4 separate regions of the Homo sapiens genome follow, and all the other regions are linked to region 1. Evidence: read pairs that join two places in POLR2A ChIA-PET (ENCODE). Cell type or tissue: MCF 10A. All regions are shown on one strand.

Region 1 (5,000 bases):
GTGAGATGGAGTGACGGAGTGAGATGGAGTGATGGAGTGAGATGGAGTGATGGAGTGAGATACAGTGATGGATTGATGGAGTGATGGAGTGAGATGGAGTGATGGAGTGAGGTGGAGTGATGGAGTGATGGAGTGAGATGGAGTGATGGAGTGAGATGGAGTGATGGAGTGAGGTGGAGTGATGGAATGAGGTGGAGTGATGGAGTGAGGTGGAGTGATGGAGTGATGGAGTGAGATGGAGTGATGGAGTGAGATGGAGTGATGGAGTGAGATGGAGTGATGAAGTGAGGTGGAGTGATGGAGTGATGGAGTCAGATGGAATGATGGAGTGAGATGGAGTGCTGGATTGATGGAGTGATGGAGTGATGGAGTCAGATGGAATGATGGAGTGAGATGGAGTGCTGGATTGATGGAGTGATGGAGTGAGATGGAGTGATGGAGTGATGAAGTGAGATGGAGTGATGCAGTGAGATGGGGTGATGGAGTGATGGAGTGCGTTGGAGAGATGGAGTTGGAGTAATGGAGTGAGATGGAGTGATGGAGTGAGAGTGAGTGATGGAGTGATGGAGAGAGATGGAGCGATGGAGTGAGATGAAATAATGGAGTGATGGAATGAGATGGAGTGATGGAGTGAGATGGAGTGATGGAGTGATGGAGTGAGATGGAGTGATGGAGTGTCATGGAGTGATGGAGTGAGATGGAGTGATGGAGTGAGATGGAGTGAGATGGAGTGATGGAGTGAGATGGAGTGATGGAGTGAGATGAACTGATGGAGTGAGACGGAGTGATGGAGTGAGATGGAGTGATGGAGTGACATGGAGTGATGGAGTGATGGAGTGAGATGGAGTGACATGGAGTGATGGAGTGATGGAGTGAGATGGAGTGATGGAATGACATGGAGTGATGGAGTGATGGAGTGAGATGGAGTGATGGAGTGACATGGAATGATGGAGTGATGGAGTGAGATGGAGTGATGGAGTGATGGAGTGAGATGGAGTGATGGAGTGAGATGGAGTGATGGAGTGAGATGGAGTAATGGAGTGATGGAGTGAAATGGAGTGATGGAGTAATGGAGTGAGATGGAGTGATGGAGTGAAATGGAGTGATGGAGTGATGGAGTGAGATGGAGTGATGGAGTGAGATGGAGTGATGAAGTGAGATGGAGTGATGAAGTGATGGAGTGAGATGGAGTGATGAAGTGAGATGGAGTGATGAAGTGATGGAGTGAGATGGAGTGATGGAGTGATGGAGTGAGATGGAGTGAGATGGAGTGATGGAGTGAGATGGAGTGATGGAGTGATTGTCTCACCCCCTCAGGCTGCTGCCTGCTGTCTCCAACCTCCACTTTTGGGGAGTAGGGTGCCCTGCAAAGCCCGGAACCCTACAGCTAAGGCCAAGCCCTGCTAGCCTGCACTCTCACCCCCAATGGTTCTCTGTGGAGCTCCCGTCCCTGTGTGGACATCCCCCTTTACCCAGGAAGCTCAGCCCTGTCCCTCTGTTCCCCTCCTCTTCTCAACCCATGAGTGATTCACAGCCCCAGGGGCCTGTTCCCCGCTCTTGAGGTCTCTAGAGCACCCTCGTAGCTAATGGCTGGGCTGTGGAGGAGACACATCCTAAGGCAGAAGCCCACCCTCCTCGGCCACTTCCCTGTTCTGAGGGCCACTCGTATATTGGCTGAGGAGCAGTTCTACCGTCCACAGCGCAGTGGACTTTGGGCGCCTCCACCTGGTGCTGAGTGCGCACGACCGCTCTGCTGTCCCATTCATCTCTGATGTTGGCTTCAGCCGGTGCAGCCCACTCGTAGCCCAAAAGCTGGAAAAACGTGTGTGTTGGCCTGGGAGCAGTGGGCACTGGGCGAGGTGTCAGGGCAGAGCTGGAGGGAGGCAGGGCTGCAGTGGGGGGCAGTGGAGGTGGCATGGCACTGCACAGCACAAAGATGGCCCTAGAGGCTCCAGGCCAACCCTCTCCTGTTTCTAGACTTGCTGCTCCCTGACACTGGGAAGAGGAAAGGCCCCCAGTTCTGCTGACCTTACCGTTTTCAAACTCCTTCCTGACAATTGGAGGAGGGTTTTATTTTTTTAATGATTAAAAAAAAAATCAGTGAGTTGGTTCATATTGGCTCAACCTGGCAGTATCACGGGCACTGCCGAATCCTGAGCAGCCCCAAGAGCTGGGGACTGCCTTGGGCCACTCTGCTCCTTCTCTGGTGGCTTTCCCCCTAGAGGTCGACAGCGTGAGCCTCCCTCCTGGAGCTGGGGGAGGCTGGGCTTGGGAACGTTACCAGGACAGCTCAGCAGGGGAAGATGGCAGGGGCCAGTCATGCCTCGTCATGGCAGTTACAAGGTTAGGGAGGGCAGAAGGCGAGTTTGGCCAGGGAGGCCTGGGTGGGGGAGCTCTCACCTGTTATAGGTAAGAGGGGTGTGGCCTGGTTGTTTGGGGGCTGCGGTGGCGGATCCGCCCCTCCCCCAGGCCTGGCCTCGCCCAGAGAGCCGCCCTCTTCCGGGAACCTCCTGCTCCGGAGCCAGGAAGGGCTGCCCTTTCCCCACCAGGAGGCCAGGCACGAGCTCCACCAGGGTGTGGACCCCCAGGGAAAGTGCGCCAGGTGCCTGGGATGCTCAATGGGGGACTTGTTCCAGGACTGGGAGGCTGGCGGGGTGGGGGCTGCTGCTTCCCTGGAGCAGCACCTGTCCCCCACCCCCACCTCCCGCGTCAGTGGAGCTGTTGGCGCTTGCACCCGGCTTCCCAAGCGATGAGACACGGCTCCCAGCCAGCCGCCCCAAGCCGCTGGCGGCTCACATCCTGTCATCTGGGGCAGCTCCGCAGAGTGCTCCCAGAGCCCCTCTCTGCAAATGGCCTGTGCCTGCCCCAATTTCCCTCTGCAAGAGGGAGGCCCGTTGGTGGACTGGAGGGAAATGAAGCTGCGGGCGGACAGATCCTCCTCCACCAAGTCAGGGGCGTATTCTCCCAGCCTCTTCCCCAGACCCTGAGGGTGTGGCTGAGGACGGGAAAGGGACCAAGAGCTAACTGGCCTGCGCCCAGCCTGGGGGCAGGTCTTGGTGTGTCCTCCAGCCTGGAGAGAGGCCTGTGCGGAGGGAGGGTTCTGGCAAAAATGTGCACACGCAGATGGGTTCTGGCAAAAATGTGCACACGTCTGACCTGAGCTTCCTGACACAGAACCCATCCGGGCACCTCCGGGGGCCGCTGCTGGGACGGGCAGCCACACCCATCTCTCCGTGGTGTGATGGAGTCCTTTCTTTGCCTTTGTGCAGGAGGCACATACCTACCTGGTGGTCCCCACTCAAATCTTTCTCCTTCCTAGTGTCTCCCTCAGGTGATTTTTTAAGTCATTGATGTTACATTTTACATACAATAAAATGCTCAGACTGTAAGTGTATATCTTGATGAATTTTGATGAATGTATAAAATTCAAAATACAGCACATTCCCATACCCTGAAAGTCTTTCTCTGTAAATAGTGACTTGTGTTACAATCACCTTCGCATCCCACCAGCACCTGGCACCGGGCACCAGTCTGTGCATGGAAACCCTTTTCTTGATTGACTTGCCTTCCTTGTACACAGGCACCCCTCACGCTCTGTTCCTATTAGAGGGGATCTCTGGGTACCCAGGCTTATGTTCAGAGACTTCCATGAGTGTAGGACAACCCCATTGCACTCAGAGAGTCCAGGCTGAATCCACTCCCCATGTTCTTGGCACTCCCTGCCTCTGAGCTCTATACGTACTCACCCCTGGCGAGATGCCTCCCTGTGCCCACAGAATCCAGGAAGGTAAGGAGCCAGGAGCTGAGTGCCCTGCCTGAGCCAGGGGTGTTGATAGCTGAGTCTGAACTCCACCCAGGGAAGCTGTGGGGCATTAGTTAGCAGCCCCCTTCCCCCAGCACTGGAGTGAACCCGCTCGTAGCCACAGAGCTCTGGCTTCGTTGCTAGGCTCTGCACCTCCTTCTCTCTATGATCTTGGGCAAGGCCTCCATTTCCCCAATCTGTAAAATGAGGAGGTTAGAAAGAAGTGACCTCAAACTCTCAAGGCATCAGAAATTTCAAACAATGCTATTTGGAACCTGAAGGCATAAAGCAGACAAAAGTGAAGCCACTCCGAATTAGGCAAGAAGGGTCCAGAACCCCACCCACCAGGAGCAACCTTCTCCCTCTTCCCCCAGTAGCTCCAGTGAGATCCTTGTGTTCCACAACATATGCTTTGAAGTTCCTGGTAGTGGGGCCTTGCCTCAGAGAGAGGCACATGGATCCCAGGCTCTGCCGGGCACCCCAAAAGACCCATCACTGTGAGCAAGGGGGTGATGGTGGGTAGGCTCTCCCTAGCATGGAGCATTCACCATGTGCCATGAGTCTTTATGACCTAATTTCATTCTCACAACCATCCCAAAAGCAGGGGTTACTACCCCATTTTACAGATGAGGCTGTACATTGAGAGAGGAGAGAGGTAGGTACATGCCTGGGATTATGCAACTGGCTGGTGGCAGAAACCCTGCGCCCTCCAGGAATGTCAGGTTGCGATGAGGAGCCCGGGAGAGTGGGCGAATCCTGGTCTGGATGGGCGTCTCTGTTGAGTTGGGAGATTTACATCACCCAGCAGTCACTCAGCAAGCATGCCAGGCATGAAGTGAGGAGTCTGTGTCATGGGAGGAAGGGGTAGTCTTTGTCCAGCAGCTGTTGTCACCAGGAAGGCTGACTGTTGTGATTTCCCACCCTCAGGACAGCAGGAGGGAGCTTACCTTCTTTCAGGAACTCTATGACCAGGCAGGCCAGCTTCCCTGGTGGGGCCTGAGAGTGGCCGGGGGAAGGGGTGGTGGAGGGAGAGTGGGGATGGGCTGTGGTGAAAGACAGGGCATCAGTGGACTGAGGACACCTGGAGTGGCAGGTGGGGAGCAGAGGACTGGGCCCTGAGCAGTTGGGAGCTGCTCTTTGGGCGAGAAGGAGCTCTCCAGGCCTCCCTGAAGGTCTCCAGGTCTCAGGCTCTTTCTAG
Region 2 (5,000 bases), 200 kb after region 1:
TGTGTGTCTGTGGGTGTGTGTCTGTGGGTGTGTGTCTCTGTGTGTGTCTGTGTGTCTGTGTGTGTCTGTGTGTGTGTGTGTCTGTGTGTGTGTGTGTCTGTGTGTGTGACAGACCTCTGTGATGGGCTCCCCATTGCCTACGGAAAGAAGCCCACACCCCCAGCCCACTTCTTCTGTGTGTGGCTGTTGTTCCTCAGGTTCTGTGCACACCATTTTTGTCTCCTGTCCCATCTCACCTTCTCTGGTCCTGGCACCTTTGCACATGTGATTTCTTCCACCTGGAACGCCATCCCTCCTCTCTCTGATGGTCAGAATTATACGCTCCCTTAAAAGGGCCAGCTCAAATGTTCCCTGCACCTCCATCCTACCTCCTATAGTTCTGCCTGCACCTTACTGTCCTCCTCCTTTTGCATGCTGCCCTCTCTGGCTCAGTTACCTTGGGAGCTCTTTAAAGCCAGGGTCTGGGTGGGATGGGCTTATGCCCCTGTGCAGCAAATACTCACTCATGCTTAAGAAAGCACTGAAGTTGGGTTGAGTTAAAGTGAGTTGCAGTTGGCTTCCAGTAGGGCCCCCAGAGCTGACTGGAGAGCCCCCAAGAGACCCCTGGCTATCTTTCTTCTTTGCAGCTGGGGGCCTGGGTCTCTCCCCTGAGATGGCAGGAAATGCTGATGACATCTGAGTCACTGATGGGTGATGCCCCAGGGCTGTAGCGCTGTTGCCCACAGGCTTGTACTCTGTACGGTCCCATTCAATGGAGCCGAGTGCTGTGGGCAGAGCTGACTGGTGAGATCATGAGGATGGGTTTTACAAGGCCTCCTGTCCCTGGGGCAGTGGGTAGGGTGGCCAACTACCACAGTTTGCCTAGGACTGAGATGCTCCTCCGGATGCAGAACTTCCAGTGTTAAAACTGGAGAATTCCAGGCCAACCAGGCTGGTTGGTCAGCCAGCAAGCAGGGCATGAGTGCTGCCTCTAGGCCTCTGGGACCAGGATTGCCGCCACATGGGATCACAGCTTCTGATCCCTTGAGCGTTTGTCCCTGCAGGCTAAGGTGACCCTGTGCCCAGGTCCTTAGACAAAGAGCATCTCAGGCCAATACAGCGACAAGGTTCTGAACCTGGAACACCATTTATTCCCCCAGAGTTCTCACTGCTCCTTCATAACCAGGAAGGAGTCCATCGGCTCTTCTAGGCTATTTTCACCACAGGCCTAGCTCTCGTGAGCATGCACAGAGCCTCCCAGGTCATGGGGCACATCTCTGGGTCCTTTCCTGTAGTTAATCTCCACCCTTGTTTCAGGACTTGGCTCCAGTCATCCTCTCCATGAAGCCTCCCCTACCCCCAGCCCACAGACCATTCCCTTCTCTGCCCTCTCGGGGCTTGATCCTCACCAACTCTCTCTCTTCTGACCTCCTTTCTCCCAGCAAAATGCTGGGTTCATTCACTTACTTATTTACTCACAAACAGTAAGAATCTATTTGGTGTTGGGTTAAGAGCACTTACCTAGAGTCCCACTGTGACCACATTGACTCCTGGCTCCACCACTTAGCTGCTATGTGACTCTGAACCAGCCACTTAACTTCTCTGGGCCTCAGTTTCTTAATGTAAAATATGGGAGTCGTGATAATCGCACCTACCTCACAGGGTTGTTGAAACGTTACATGATTTAAGAATTGTATAGGCTGGGCATGGTGGCTCATGTCTGTAATCCCAATACTTTGGAAGGCTGAGGCAGGTGAATCGCTTGAGCTCAGGAGTTCAAAATGATGAAACTCCATCTCTACAGAAAATACAAAACCAGCTAAGCATGGTGGTGCACGTCTGTGGTCTCAGCTATTCAGGAGGCTGAGGTGGGAGGATCACTTGAGCCCAGCAGCAGGTCAAGGTTGCAGTGAGCTGAGATCATGCCACTGCAGTCCAGCCTGGGTGACAGAATGAGACCCTGTCTTAAAAAAAGAAAATTTTTTTTTACAGTTCTTGGGTCAATATCTTGCACGGAGTAAACACTATATACCACTTGTCATTTTTATTATTAGAATCTACTATTTGCCAGGTACTCTGAGGCACCAGGAATATACAAATAACAAGTGCAGAAACTGACCAGTCTAGTTGGACAGGCAGACGCATAAATCAGCAATCACAAGGCAGTGTGACTAATAGAGGAGGTATGGCAGCACAGAGAGAAGTGAGCAGTTACTCAGCCTGCCTTGTAGGCAGGGCACTCAGAGAAGCTTCTCAGAGGTGGTGACATGAGAGAGAGCTGAGCCAGTGATACAGAAGCATGTAGCAAGAGTGGGGGTACACTGGCCTGGCAGTGTGAGGCAGCTTTCCCAGGTCCTGGAATGGGGGTGGATTGCATGCTGGGGCCGGGCGTGGAGCACGTAGAGACAAACACTGGAGAGATAGCCCTGATAGTGGAGAGAAGACCCTTTTGACAAGTGGGCATCCTCCCAATGCAGTGGGGAAAGCGCTGGCAGTTTTAGCAGAAGAATGAATTGAATTCTGGACAGATCACTTCGGTGAACCATGGTGGACCCACTGAGGCAGGAGACTGAGGGAGGTGAAACCAGGGCTCTCTGTGCAGCCTTACAGTATGTTCCTGTATAGCCAGTCTTGCCAGGGTCCTTGGGTCCTGGCCCTGGTGTGACAGCTGCCCACAGTACCTATACATCCCCAACAGACTTCAGGATTGCACACGGTAACGCCCTGTCTATCTGCCCCTACTCCTTCCTGCTGCGATTCCAGCTCATGGACTCTCACTCTGGCTCTCCTCACTGGTCTCCATTCTCACCCTTGCAACAGGCTCACTCTTGCTAAAGCCTTAGCTCCCAACCCCAGCTCACCCTGACCACAGCAAGCCCATCCCTTCTCCCTCGGTCTCCCCACCCCACCTCATCGGACTCCCAGCTGCCTGGCTGAGACTTGCCCTGTCTCATGTTCCCATGGATGACTCACGTATCGGGTGGGGGTGAGGCCACGCTGGGGCTGCCGAAGCATGGGGAGAGTTGGTGGCAACAGCCCTTCCCTGGCCTCACAGGCCCAACTGAGCAAAGGTTTTCCATCTCATGCATGTCTGCTGGCACTATCAGAGCCTGTTTGTGCCCCCAAAGAGGTCTTGACCCTACTCTGAGGTCTAGCCAAGCCTTCCCGGGGTAAGGGCCTTTGCTCCTTCTTGGAAATTCAAAGTCATGAAAACCAGAGCAGTGAGAACACCCGTGAACCCAGGAAGCAGGATGGCCCCTCCTCCATCAGAGAGGCAAAGACTCCCCAAAGAGGTCACGGATCTTTTTTAAAACCTGGTCTTAGCCGGGCACGGTGGCTCACGCCTGTAATCCCAGCACTTTCGGGGGCCAAGGCGGGTGGATCACAAGGTCAGGAGTTCGAGACCAGCCTGGCCAACACACTGAAACCCCATCTCTACTAAAAATACAAAAAATTAGCCAGGCCTGGTGGCGGGCGCCTGAATCCCAGCTACTTGGGAGGCTGAGGCAGGAGAATTGCTTGAACCTGGGAGGCGGAGGTTGCAGTGAGCCGAGATCGTGCCATTGCACTCCAGCCTGGGCAACAGGGCAAGACTCTGTCTCAAAAAGCAAAACAAAACAAACAAAAAAGAAAAAACCAACAACAACAACAAAAAACCTGGTCTTGAACCCCAGACCTCTGTGCTGTGAGGGCTCTTAGGATACTCAGACAGCTCCCAGGCTCTTACAAATGATAGTAAATGATCACCCCATTGCAACCACCAGCCCCTACACTGCTGCATACCTAGAACTGCGTTCTAGGGTCTGTGTCAAGGGCTCTAACAGCAGCAGACTCTTCAAGGGGCTGGGACTCTCCTAGCAAGAGAAACGGAAGCTGGGTTTGGTCAAGAACCAACATACTTTAAACCAACAGGGCTGGTGTTCCAAAAAAGCAGAGTGCCAGAAACTAGAGCCTGCTTCCCCCTCCACCCTCCACCTGCCCTCTGCCCTTGATGTCTCTCATACTATACCCTACACTGCCCTTTGCAGCCAAGCTCTGAGAATGACCCCTAGTGCTGGACAGAGAAAGTATTGCCCAGTGCTCCCCTGGCGCCTGGTGGCCAGTTCTATGGGCACCAGTTAGCACTGACTGATGTCACCAGAACCTGGCTCCTTGAGGCAAGGACTGGATCTTGTCTTTCTCTTCTGCATCCCCAGAGTCGAGCACAGTGCCTAGCCTGTAAAGGCATTTAGTTTGCTGGATGTCTTGCCTCTCAACCCCATCTGTTCACTAACACTCCCCTATTTCGTTTTTGTTGTTGTTGTTGTTGTTGTTTTGAGATGGAGTCTCACTGCCGTCACACAGGCTGGAGTGCAGTGGTGCTATCTCCGCTCGCTGCAACCTCCACCTCCAGAGTTCAATCGATTCTCCTTCCTCAGCCTTCCGAGTAGCTGGGATTACAGTCGTGCACAACCACACCCAGTTAATTTTTGTAGTTTTAGTAGAGACGGGGTTTCGCCTTGTTGGCCAGGCTGGTCTCAAACTCCTGACCTCAGGTGATCCACCCGCCTTGCCCTCCCAAAGTGCTAGGATTACATGTGTGAGCCACCGCGCCCGGCCCACTCCCCTATTTCTGAGTGCCTGGATACGTCTTTTCCTTATGCCTGAACCCCCACCATCAGTTACCCTCCGGTTTGATTGAAGAGCAAAGATTCTATTTTTTTTTCTTTTTTTTCTGAGATGGAGTCTTGCTTTATTGCCCAGGCTGGAGTGCAGTGGCGTGATCTCGGCTCACTGCAAGCTCCGCCTCCCGGGTTCACGCCATTCTCCTGTCTCAGCCTCCCGAGTAGCTAGGACTATAGGTGCCTGCCACTACGCCCGGCTAACTTTTTTTGTATTTTTAGTAGAGATGGGGTTTCACCGTGTTAGCCAGGTTGGTCTCCTGACCTCGTGATCCGCCTGCCTCGGCCTCCCACAGTGCTGGGGTTACAGGCGTGAGCCACCGCGCCCCGCCCAAAGATTCTATTTTAGAGGCTATTTAG
Region 3 (5,000 bases), 94 kb after region 1:
CCTCTGGCCAATGCCTATGAATCCTTTAGTTTTCAACTCAGTGATATCTTCCACAAGGACGCTTTCCCTCATCCAACACCTCCGTTTAAGTTATGTCCAACCTGTTCTCTTTCACAGCACACTGCTGTTTTCCTCTGGGTTTCTCTTTTTACAATTTGAGACCCAGGCACTGCATATGTATATCTATATCTGTACATACATGTGTCTGTGTCTATGCATATATGCATGTATGTATCCACCTATCTCTATCTATCTACCTTCCTCCCATCTATCTACCTATCTCTTTTCTATCTGCTATCTATCTATCCATCTATCCATCTGTCACCTATCTCTATCTCCTATCTATCTATCTATCTATCTATCTATCTATCTATCTATCTATCTATCATCTATCTATCTATCCAGTGATCTAATGTCTGTTTAATACTTTTCTCCTCTTGTTTATGAAGGTAGGAAACAGTCTTGGTCTGTCCTCAGGTATAACCCTGATAACTAGCCAGTACCTAGAATAGAGTATGTGTTTAATAAATATGTGTTGGATTTACACAATGACTGAACCAATGTGTCAGTGACCCCTATTTTCTAATAGAAACATTGGTTATCAAGCAGATTTAATGCTTGCATCGATATGATGTGAGCGAGGTAAACGTATGACCCTTCCAAGATCAAAGGTCTTCTTTTTCTAAAGTTACTATCCTATGGACTTGTTACAGTGCTTTGACAACTGTGAAAGACAATGCAACTCTAATGTGATTAGTTTGCCATATTTTCCCTCTCTGATATTTGATATTTAAAAGATCAAACCTTAAACAAGATCATCTAATTTGAGAATGATTTTTCTCCTGTATTCATTCCCATGCATGGAGGCCACTGGGATCTACGGATGAACAACCCAGGACCCCAGGTCCCAGGAAGTGCCCAGGCTAGATGTAGGGGAGAGATGAGGAAACCACCAACCGCAACTGAGTGGGATGAGGGCTAGGTGAATTCACAAGCCACTTTATATGAGCAAGAGGCAGTGGTAAGATCTTACATTCCTAATTCCAGATTTCCCAGGTGAGTGATCAAATTTTTGCAATAGACAAATTTGAACATTATTTCACACAAGTTTTTCTATGATAAGGATCGATGCACTCGTACTTTGCATTATATAATCAGAAATTATTCAAATATTTGTTGGCTAAAATACAGAAGGGACTTCTTGAAAATATGCTTTTCTTTGTTTCTATCAGATGCCTGACTTGATTTGGTAGGAAGTGTACCATTCAAATAATTTTAACATTGTAATAAAAATACAGTAATCAGGATCCTGCCCTGTATGACCTTGGATGAGTCACCTAACTTCTCTGAGCCTCAGTTTCCTTGTGTATAAAATGGAGTTATTATATAGGACCTAATTTTGCATGTTACTGTAATTAGAGAGTGGACATAAATTACGTAACATAGTATATGGCACACGATAGGTGCCTAATATATGGAGGCAAATATCATTTGTTAGTATTATCATGTAGCTGGCTTACAAATTATGCCAAGTGTCTCCCAGCAGAAACCACTGCTCACCACATCACCTGGGCCTGAACAGGTGGGAGATGTGGGGCCAGAGGAGTCTCTGTGTGAAGTTCAGAGGGAAACACTGCTTTGTCTATTGCCCCCAGGTAGAAGTGAAGTGACCTTCTGCCTTTATCTTCATCAACCTGCATTCCTAGCTGGCATCATCTTCTGGGAATTGGCAGGGTACGGATGGGTGGGGAGAGGACGGGGTGAGGCAGCTCATCCTAAACAGGTCTCCCTGTCCCACATTTAGCAAACCCAGCACAATCTCAGCACCTCTCAGCCTGGGAATCACACCACCTCTCCCACCCCGCCCACTGCGTTCCTGAAGAGCAGCCCCAGCCTAGCCCCAGGCTTCTTCAGGTTTGCATTGCTCAGGCCTGGCTTTACGGGGAAAACTGCTTTGGGATTGGGGCGTGCTGCAGGTGTGGCCAGTGTGGCCAAGGCCAGCACTGAGGGCAGGGCCACAGGGCGGAGCTGGGGCTACTTCCCCCAACCCCCGCCCCAGGTCAGGGCGCTCTGCACAAGTATGGAAACATTTTTCTCCTGAGTCTTCATTTGAGAGCAATTTAAATTCCTGTAGATGCTGGGGTGGGAGCTGAGAACCTGGGATGAGCAGGTGGGTGGGGCTGAAGCCCTGGGAACAGTGCCAGGCAGGGAGGTCTGGGCTGGGCACCCAGTCCTGGTTTCTGTGAACCACAGGAGGCCCAGAGTGAATGGGCCTTCAATGTGCGGCTCTTAAGGCATCACCAGAGGCATCGCTGGTGCTCAGGAAGCCCCAGGTGCTCAGGAGGGAGTCCCAAAGGCTTCTTGGAGAAACAGGGACTTCATCGAGGCCCTGAGGAAGGCGGAGGGCAGTTGGATAGGCAGAGACAGAAAGAAGGGCAAGAAAAAGCCATGCAGAGGTGGGAGAGCATAGGACATGCTGGAGAAACAAAAGTAGCTAGCTCCATTTGGCTGAAAAGTAAGGCTGGAGGTAGACTGCAGAGGGTCCCTAAAGCACCTCTGCCACCCCCAACAACAGCCAGATAGGCCCTGCTGGCATCTAGACCCAGGATTCTGCCCACCCTGAGGTTTACTCACTATCTTTGCAGAGTCGAGGGGTAACCCACAGACAAGGTAATGACAGGTGCTTCCATGACCCACAGATCCCCCCAACTACTCTGGGACACAGGTATGGGGTATAATTACTCCCAAGAAGGAGGAGGCTGGCCAATGATTCTCTTGCACCCTGGGTAGAGCCCCACTCAACCCCACCTCTACTGTTCCCTCCAGAGGCCGCCTCCATGTGCTAGACATAGCACATCTCCTCCTGTCAGGTCCCAGGTGGGCAGCTGGAGGGCAGCAGAGAGGGTCAAGCTCCTGGACTCCTGCCCTGTGCCCTCACCCCAAGTCAGCCCACGGGAGGCTCTGATTCTGGCCCAAGCACTGCAATCTGGGGAGATTTGGGATGCTCCTCAATCTACAAGATCCACATGTTAGGAAGAATCCTGGCTCTGGCGTCACATAGACCTGGGTTCAAATCCCAGCTTTGCCACTTACTAACTGAATGGCCCTTGGCATGTTGCCTAAACTCTCTGTACCTCAGTTTCCTCATCTGCAACATGCGGTGTGATCTGGGGACTGTGGATGGTTGGCTGGAGAGAACATATGTAAAGTAGCTGGCCCAGTGCCTGCGTGGGGGGCGCAGAGCGAGAAACACATGAAGGGTATGTGTGCAGGGGGAGAAGACGAGCTGACCCAGATCAGCAGCATTTTCCCCAAATTCACACTTAGTCTTCCTCCTGGTAGGGATGACAGGGCAGACTGGACTTTCAGAGGAGAAGCCAAGCCCAGAGAAGCAAGTGAGTGCCCGTGGCTACACTGTGGGAACATGGGGTCCAGCCTGGTCTCCCCTGCACCCCCAGCCTGCCCCATACCCAACAGGAGCCTATTAGAGAGCCTGGCCCTGAGACCTATCCCTGAGCCCAGCTATTTCCCCCAACCAGGGCAGGTTCCCTGGAAGCTCAGGCCCTGCCCCACCTTTCCCAGAAATCAAGCTGCAGAGTAGGGAGTGGAGCCTGGCCTGGGAACAAGTTCTGGCACCTCCATCCAGACAGTGGCACACGCTGAACCACGTGCCAGGAGGGACAGTCCGTAGCAGCAAATCCCACCCACCCCCAACCCCTGGTGGCCTATCTGGTGAGGGAGAAGACCAGGCCGTGGAATCCAGGAGGAAAGAGGAGCCATTGAAGGGTTCCCTAAAACCACACAGGCAAGGAGGAGCCAGCCCAGACCCAGCATGGGTGAACTCTTCTTCTGCAGACCTTGAGCCCTTGAGAAAGGCTAATAACGTGTTTTCATCCAAAAGGCAGTAGCAGTGGCTCGTGCTGATTACACACTATGCACTAAGCACTGTGCTAGTTGCTGCATGTTTATTTCATTTAGCCTTCATAACAATCCCCATTGTTTAGATAGGGGAACTTCAGCACAGAGAAGGCAAGGAATTTGACCAAAATCCCAGAGCTGGGAAGGGGCAGAGCCAGAGTTTGATGGGAGAAAGTGAGGCTCTAGCTTCAGAGCATCGGGGCTCCAGCTGGAGGAGCTGGATTCCCAGGCGAAGGAGCCCTGGGGGAACACCTTGTTCTCTCCCAGCTCTACCTCTAAAGTGGGCATCACACGAACAAGCTCTGCCCAGGATGCGAGCTTGTTAGGAGAACGAATCTGATGACAGGATGGCGGAAGAGTCTTCACCTCTGACTCAGGGCTGAGAAGAGCCTGCAAGTAATTTTCCCTGAGCATTTGGTGTACACAGGGTGCTGAGAGGCCCATGAGGCAATGGGTCATGGATCGAAAGTACAGTGAGATGGGATCTGAGAGGCATAGAGGGAGGTCCCTGCAGGGGACAGTGGGGACAGTGGGGGTCAGAGTGTCTGGGTGGGCGTCAACTCACCCCGCTGCATCCAGCTCCTCAGTTGTCAGGAGGCCCAGGACAGCTCTTGGCCACTGCTGCACCTTCAACGTTTGGTTCAGGACCATCATAAGCACAAGAATGATGGAAGTGGTGGGTGAACTGAGGAGGGTGTGTGGAGGCCCTATCTGTGAAGCTATCTCAGTGTGTTCTGTGCACACATCCATGATCTTTCTGTTCCCTAGCAATATTATGGGGAGAGCACAGGACCACTTGGTCTGAAGCCCCCACCCTTGCCTTTTGAAATTGGCAGGACTCCCTGCACTGGGCTGATGGACCAGGTGTGCCCCTGCACCCTGACACTCACTTGCTTTCTCCTCTGTCCTGGGATAGGACAAGGTCCCCTTCCCAGGCTCCACTTATGGATTAGTGCTCCAGGTTCCATGCAGACCAGGTGTCTGCAGATCTCCTGCCTAGAGGCAGCGCTTGGGTTAACCTGTGGTGTTCCTCTTAAGATGATGGGATGGGGACCTCAACTGGGTGAGGCCCCCATGGGGGC
Region 4 (5,000 bases), 140 kb after region 1:
CTGACAAATGTGGAACAGCAAGTAAGTGTCAATTTCAGGGGTGCTGGGCTCTCCTCCTCCCTAGAAATTACAAAACTTCTGCCTCGATGCCGAGGCGCACAAAGGGGGAACAAAGCCCACTCCTCCCCCAAAGGCAATCTGCCCAGCTGTCTGCCCAGGGAAGGCGAGTGCCTGCCCATCACCCCAAGGGGAAAGGAAGTGCCTTTGGAGGAGAACCTTCCAGACCCTCCCAATTCTGCCAGCAGGGCAGCTCTTCCTGGTGAGAACCTCAATCCCTCCTGTCAGTCACACCTCTACTTCCTCAGGGGAGATGGAGAGGCGCCCAAATCAAACTATCCCCCTATGGCCTTGGCCACGGAACTTAAACAAGATTCCCCTGGGCCTCTGCATGACTGCTGTGAGCTCTGGGTATTTGTAGATTGAACATTCATCATTCATTCATCCTTCATTCACTACACACAAACAGATGCTCTCTTATAAGGCAGGCTCCAAAGTCCCACCTCTCCTTGGTTTTCTTATTCAGATTTAGAAACGCCAACTTCTGCTGGCTTACACGTGAGGCCACACCTCCAGCTCCCTCCTCTGGATGCACCCCGTCCCTTGTCCATAGCCTGGAAACAGCTCTTGCCCTCCAAAGCTGAGGGATCCAAATACTGGGGAAAGTGGCCCACAAAGCCCAGAGTGCCTCTCCCCTGACCACACCCACAGCTGGCTGAGCTGGAGCCTCCAGGGTTCCTGGGTCTTGAGCCACACAGCTCCCACATGCCACCCTCAGCCCTTGGGGAAGTGGCCTATTTGTTTATCCTCCTGTGGGGCCCTGGATGGTGCATGAGCACTCAGAGCCTGGTCTCCTGGGGGTCTCCAGGGCTCAGCTGCAGGACTCAGAACCCAGGGATCCTTGAGTGTCCCCAAGCTTTATACTAAGACCCCATAGCTCACCCAAGGTGATGTGGCCACCGCCCCTGCTGCTTGGGAATCATGGGGCTGCCTTCAACCCTGACACCTGGCAAAACATGAGTCCCTTCAGCAGCACCACCCCACCCTGGGGAGAAATGTTATCTCCAATAAGCACAAGTTATGAGGATAAAAATGGAAGGGAGGGAAGGGCAAAGCCCAGTCCCCAGGAGGGGACTCAGTGGGTACAGCTGTTGAAACCCCAGTAATAAATTAAAAAACTGAGGGCTCAAAACAGTGTTAGGCACTTCTTGAACATGGTGAATAACTAAAGGAATAAGGGGGGAAGTGAGCACACTAACGTGGAAGTGCTTACTCTAACACCAGTCACTGTTCTAATACCCCTGGCATTCATCTTTACAACAGCCACTGGGTGCGGTGGCTCATGCTTGTAATCCCAGCACTTTGGGAGGCCAAGGCGGCCGGATCACTTGAGGGCAGGAGTTCGAGATCAGGCCGGCCAACATGGTGAAACCCCATCTGTACTAAAAATAGAAAAAAAATAGCTGGGTCCGTGGTGGCGGGCGCCTGTAATCCCAGCTACTCAGGAGACTGAGGCATGAGAATCACTTAGAACCCAAGAGGTGGAGGTTGCAGTGAGCCAAGATCATGCCACTGCACTCCAGCCTGAGTGACAGAGTGAGACTCTGTCCATCTCGTATATAAAGAAACTGAGGCTCAAAAGAGTTAACAACCTTCCCACGATCGCACAGCTAATAAAAACAAGAAACCAAGATTTAAACCTAGGTCAGCCTCTCAAAAGCACCTACGCTTAACCATCATACCAAGTGCCAGAAAAGGTATGGCCAGGGAGGGCTGGCCCTAACCCAGAGGGAGCTCAACAGCTGAACCTTCAAGGGAGGGAACAGAGGCCCAAGAGGGCATCTGAAGGTGTGGTATTCCCTACCCCAGGACAGGCTGGGGCCCAGGGCAAAGCCTGGGAGCCTGGGAGGGCAGAGGTTTGGGGAAACCCCGTGGCCCATGCAACATTGACCTTCAAGCCCCAGAGCCAGGCCCAGGGTGAAACCTACAGGCCCGAACAGCTGCGGAGGCTCAGCTGCTCCTACTAGCTGAGGCCACAGCCCCAGGCAGCTGCCTACCACTCCTTCCCTCTAGACAACCCTTTCCCCCACCTCCTGGCCTTCATCTGGGGACACATGTCCCTCTCGGTGTCTCCATGTAATGCTGCTATCCTCCTCCCCACTCCAGACTTCAACTCCATCCTTTGGGGATGGGGATCCTCTTTTTCTCTTAAATAATTCTAAAGGACATTCTGCCGTTACTCACTAGAGAGCTTGTTTTGACCTCTACCCTGGGAACTTTCTTCCTGAAGTCTAACTTCCATCTATTCTGCAGCAACTGATGGCAGGGATTTAAGTGAAGTGGTTGTTAAAAGTCATATTTAGCAGTACAAGCCATTTTCCCAAATTGAATCATAGACAGAAGCCCATTATACAACAGATTAAGGCTCAGCTGCCCTGCTTAAAGCTGGGAGAGGGTGAGAAGGCTGCCCCAGATGCATTTTGTGGAACCCTGGGGCTCAAGGAGCATAATTTGCAAATCTTGGGGACTGGGGTTAGGGAAGGGAGGACAGAGGAGGGTTGGGGGATCATGCCCATGACCTTGGCCAGTCTCCTGCACCTGAGCAGGGCAGGCCTTAAGTTCCCCTTCTGCATGGTCACTGTGGGGGGTAACTCAGGTCTCTTCCAGCCCCAAAGGTCTAGGGAGAGGTGTCTGGAGAACCCAGGGCAGCGATTGGAAGTAGGAGGGCGGCTCAAGGCCCAGGCAGGGAAATGATTAACCACTGGCTGTTCAGTCCCAGGCACTCTCAGATCCACCCCTCACCCCCTGCAGACAGGCCTGGCCCAGCCTCACTGGTCACCAGGCCAGTCCGGGGAGAAAAGGACAAGGCCTCTGACCAGGGCACCCAGCCAGCCAGCTCACCACTGCCCCCCCAATCCCAGGGTTGGAAGACTTGAATCTCTGCTCCATGCCAAGGATGGGCTGCAGGCTGGCCCCCAGCTACCCACCCACCTCTCCATCCACCTCCCCACCTGGGACCGTGCTGTCACACCCTAGCACGGTCCTCCCCAGCCCAGGAGGCTCTGTTGACAGTGACTCACAGCCCTTTCCTGCCTGCCCGCTGAGGCTTGTTCACCCAGGGAGCGGAGCGGGAGCGGTCCTCTGTTCCAGGTGCCTCATCAGGGTGACTGTTGGCAGCAGCTGCGTCTGCCCACAGGGCTCTATGAGGGCTGGGACCCGGCAGGGAGGGCAGGCCAGGGGCCCCTGTGGCAGGACTGTTCCCCAGAGCTTCCTGGCACTTACCCTGGACATCTTGTGGGAACTTGGCTGTAGCCACATGAGTCCATGTCCATCTGAGCAGTGGACAAGCTTAGGCCAGACCTTGCTCCCATTTTCAAAGTTCCAGTGCCCCAGCTGCCTCCCCACACACACACACCCCCCCATGCATATCCAGGCATGCTTTCAGACACAAAATCACATATATCCCACCAGACTATGAACTTCTGAAGAAGGAGTGTCTGGTTTGTATTTTTAACCCAATGCACAGTACTGAGGTCTTCAATAAACAGTTCAACTGAACATATGCAGACTGACAAACTCAAGACTCAGCAACATAAGAACCAGCTCCCCACACAGATGTGTCATCTCTTCATAGGCCATAAACACACTTGTCCACAAGTATGCCACACACACACACACACATAAGCATACATTCATAGGCACAGGTAGGCCCACATCTAGAAGCAAAGACACTCCCACATCAACCCCCAGGCACACTGACCCACATGCAAAGTCCAAGACCTTGACTCCTCAGCCGCACCCTCAGCATAGACCTTCCTCTATAGCAGCCTGGGTTTCTTTTCCAGAGCACTGAGTTCCCTCCATTCGTGGGGCTTACCTTTTCCCCTCTCTAGAGCCCATGGGCTGCCCACAGTGCTTCAGAGCACTGTGAGGTCTTGAGGGTCTGGGGAGGTGGCCCCCCAGTCCCAGGCGATGAGCTGCTATGGAGAGGCTAAGCCTGAGACAATGAGGTAGTTCTGGAGCCCTTATTAAGGGAGGGCAGGAGCGGGGTAGAGGACATACTAGAGCACTGGAAAAACCTGTGAAAGATGCCTTGCTGGGGAAAGCCTACAGGACCCAAATGGCTGGAGGGTCTGCACCTGGCAGAGATAGCCCTGGCTCAGGAAAGGCCAAGACCCAAATGCCCACCTGGGAGGAGCTAAGAGGCTAATATCTACCTGGCTAGAAAGGGATCAAAAGAGCAGGCTCCAGCTCTGGGCTACCGCAGGAGCCTCAGTTTCCTTAGGGACAAGATGGGGGACGGGGGCGCCCAGTGGAGGAATGAGGTGAAAATGCTCACAGGGGGCCTTCTTGGCAGAGGTGCAGGGTCGCTCCAAGAGAAGTCGCTAGAGGTCACCAATCTCCATGAGGGGTGCTGCCTTCTGAACACCCGCCTTCCCCAGGCCTCTCGGACCCTGATGGGATGTCCAGCAGGCAGGGGTAGGATGCCTCATCCCCGACCCTTTAGGAGACCAGTGTACAAGTAAAGATTGCAGCAGCACAGATGGGGATGGCAACTATCTTAAGGTTCCCAGCCCAGATGCCACCCCAAAATGCCATGCTGAGATTCTGAGCGTCCTTAGTGGGAGACGGGTCTGCTTCCCTCCAGTCCTCTTCACTGACCCCTCCAAGACGGCTCTCCCTGCTCCCCCTCCCAAGAGGGGCTGTGGGACACCTCCCAGGGGTCCTCTCCGCCAGAGACACACGGGGGCAGTGAGAGAGGCTTCTCTCAGGAATGAGGCTTGGAGGTTACTCCTGAACACCTCCACAATCCCCCAAAACGTTCCTTCCTGCTTCCACCTTCCACAGGGGGGGCCATATCCCAGCGGGCGTCCAGACTGAGGACCAGCCTTCCCCTAAGCACCCTGTGTGGGGCCTCAGGCCCCGAGGGGAGAAGACCCACCCTGTAACCTCAGGGGTCCCGAGTTTGGCCCCAATCCTGTCTCCCGCGAGTCGCAGCAAGA

The links. ChIA-PET counts read pairs that join two places held together with the same protein. Peaks named below come from ENCODE experiments on the same cell type or tissue, not always from the same donor. Only the 100,000 strongest peaks of a DNase experiment are listed, where the experiment ranks them.
Region 2: POLR2A ChIA-PET joins it to region 1 with 15 read pairs; 2 of 35 experiments call an interaction of 5 or more read pairs at or near these places.
Region 3: POLR2A ChIA-PET joins it to region 1 with 68 read pairs; 5 of 35 experiments call an interaction of 5 or more read pairs at or near these places.
Region 4: POLR2A ChIA-PET joins it to region 1 with 15 read pairs; 4 of 35 experiments call an interaction of 5 or more read pairs at or near these places.

Annotation. Positions count from the first base shown.
Region 1 is chr1:201,257,301-201,262,300 of GRCh38, forward strand. No RefSeq gene overlaps it. Among named protein-coding and RNA genes, the nearest start is that of PKP1, 24 kb to the right of the region's middle. In MCF 10A, a CTCF peak has its summit at 2,538 (motif pointing left); DNase peaks (open chromatin) are centred at 2,401, 2,771, 3,041 and 3,751.
Region 2 is chr1:201,459,153-201,464,152 of GRCh38, forward strand. No RefSeq gene overlaps it. Among named protein-coding and RNA genes, the nearest start is that of PHLDA3, 7.5 kb to the right of the region's middle. RefSeq lists an enhancer at 2,427-3,009. In MCF 10A, a CTCF peak has its summit at 4,039; DNase peaks (open chromatin) are centred at 2,189, 2,889 and 4,049.
Region 3 is chr1:201,351,467-201,356,466 of GRCh38, forward strand. LOC101929326 (a long non-coding RNA gene) reads right to left here. Exons shown (of 3, transcript XR_241171.4): 1 at 4,809-5,000; 2 at 4,484-4,545; 3 at 3,949-4,308. Among named protein-coding and RNA genes, the nearest start is that of TNNT2, 24 kb to the right of the region's middle. RefSeq lists an enhancer at 2,058-2,597. In MCF 10A, no CTCF peak of the experiment used is centred here; a DNase peak (open chromatin) is centred at 1,905.
Region 4 is chr1:201,394,151-201,399,150 of GRCh38, forward strand. All of the region lies in intron 1 of LAD1 (ladinin 1), which reads right to left. Among named protein-coding and RNA genes, the nearest start is that of LAD1, 2.7 kb to the right of the region's middle. RefSeq lists an enhancer at 4,870-5,000. In MCF 10A, no CTCF peak of the experiment used is centred here; DNase peaks (open chromatin) are centred at 3,111 and 3,691.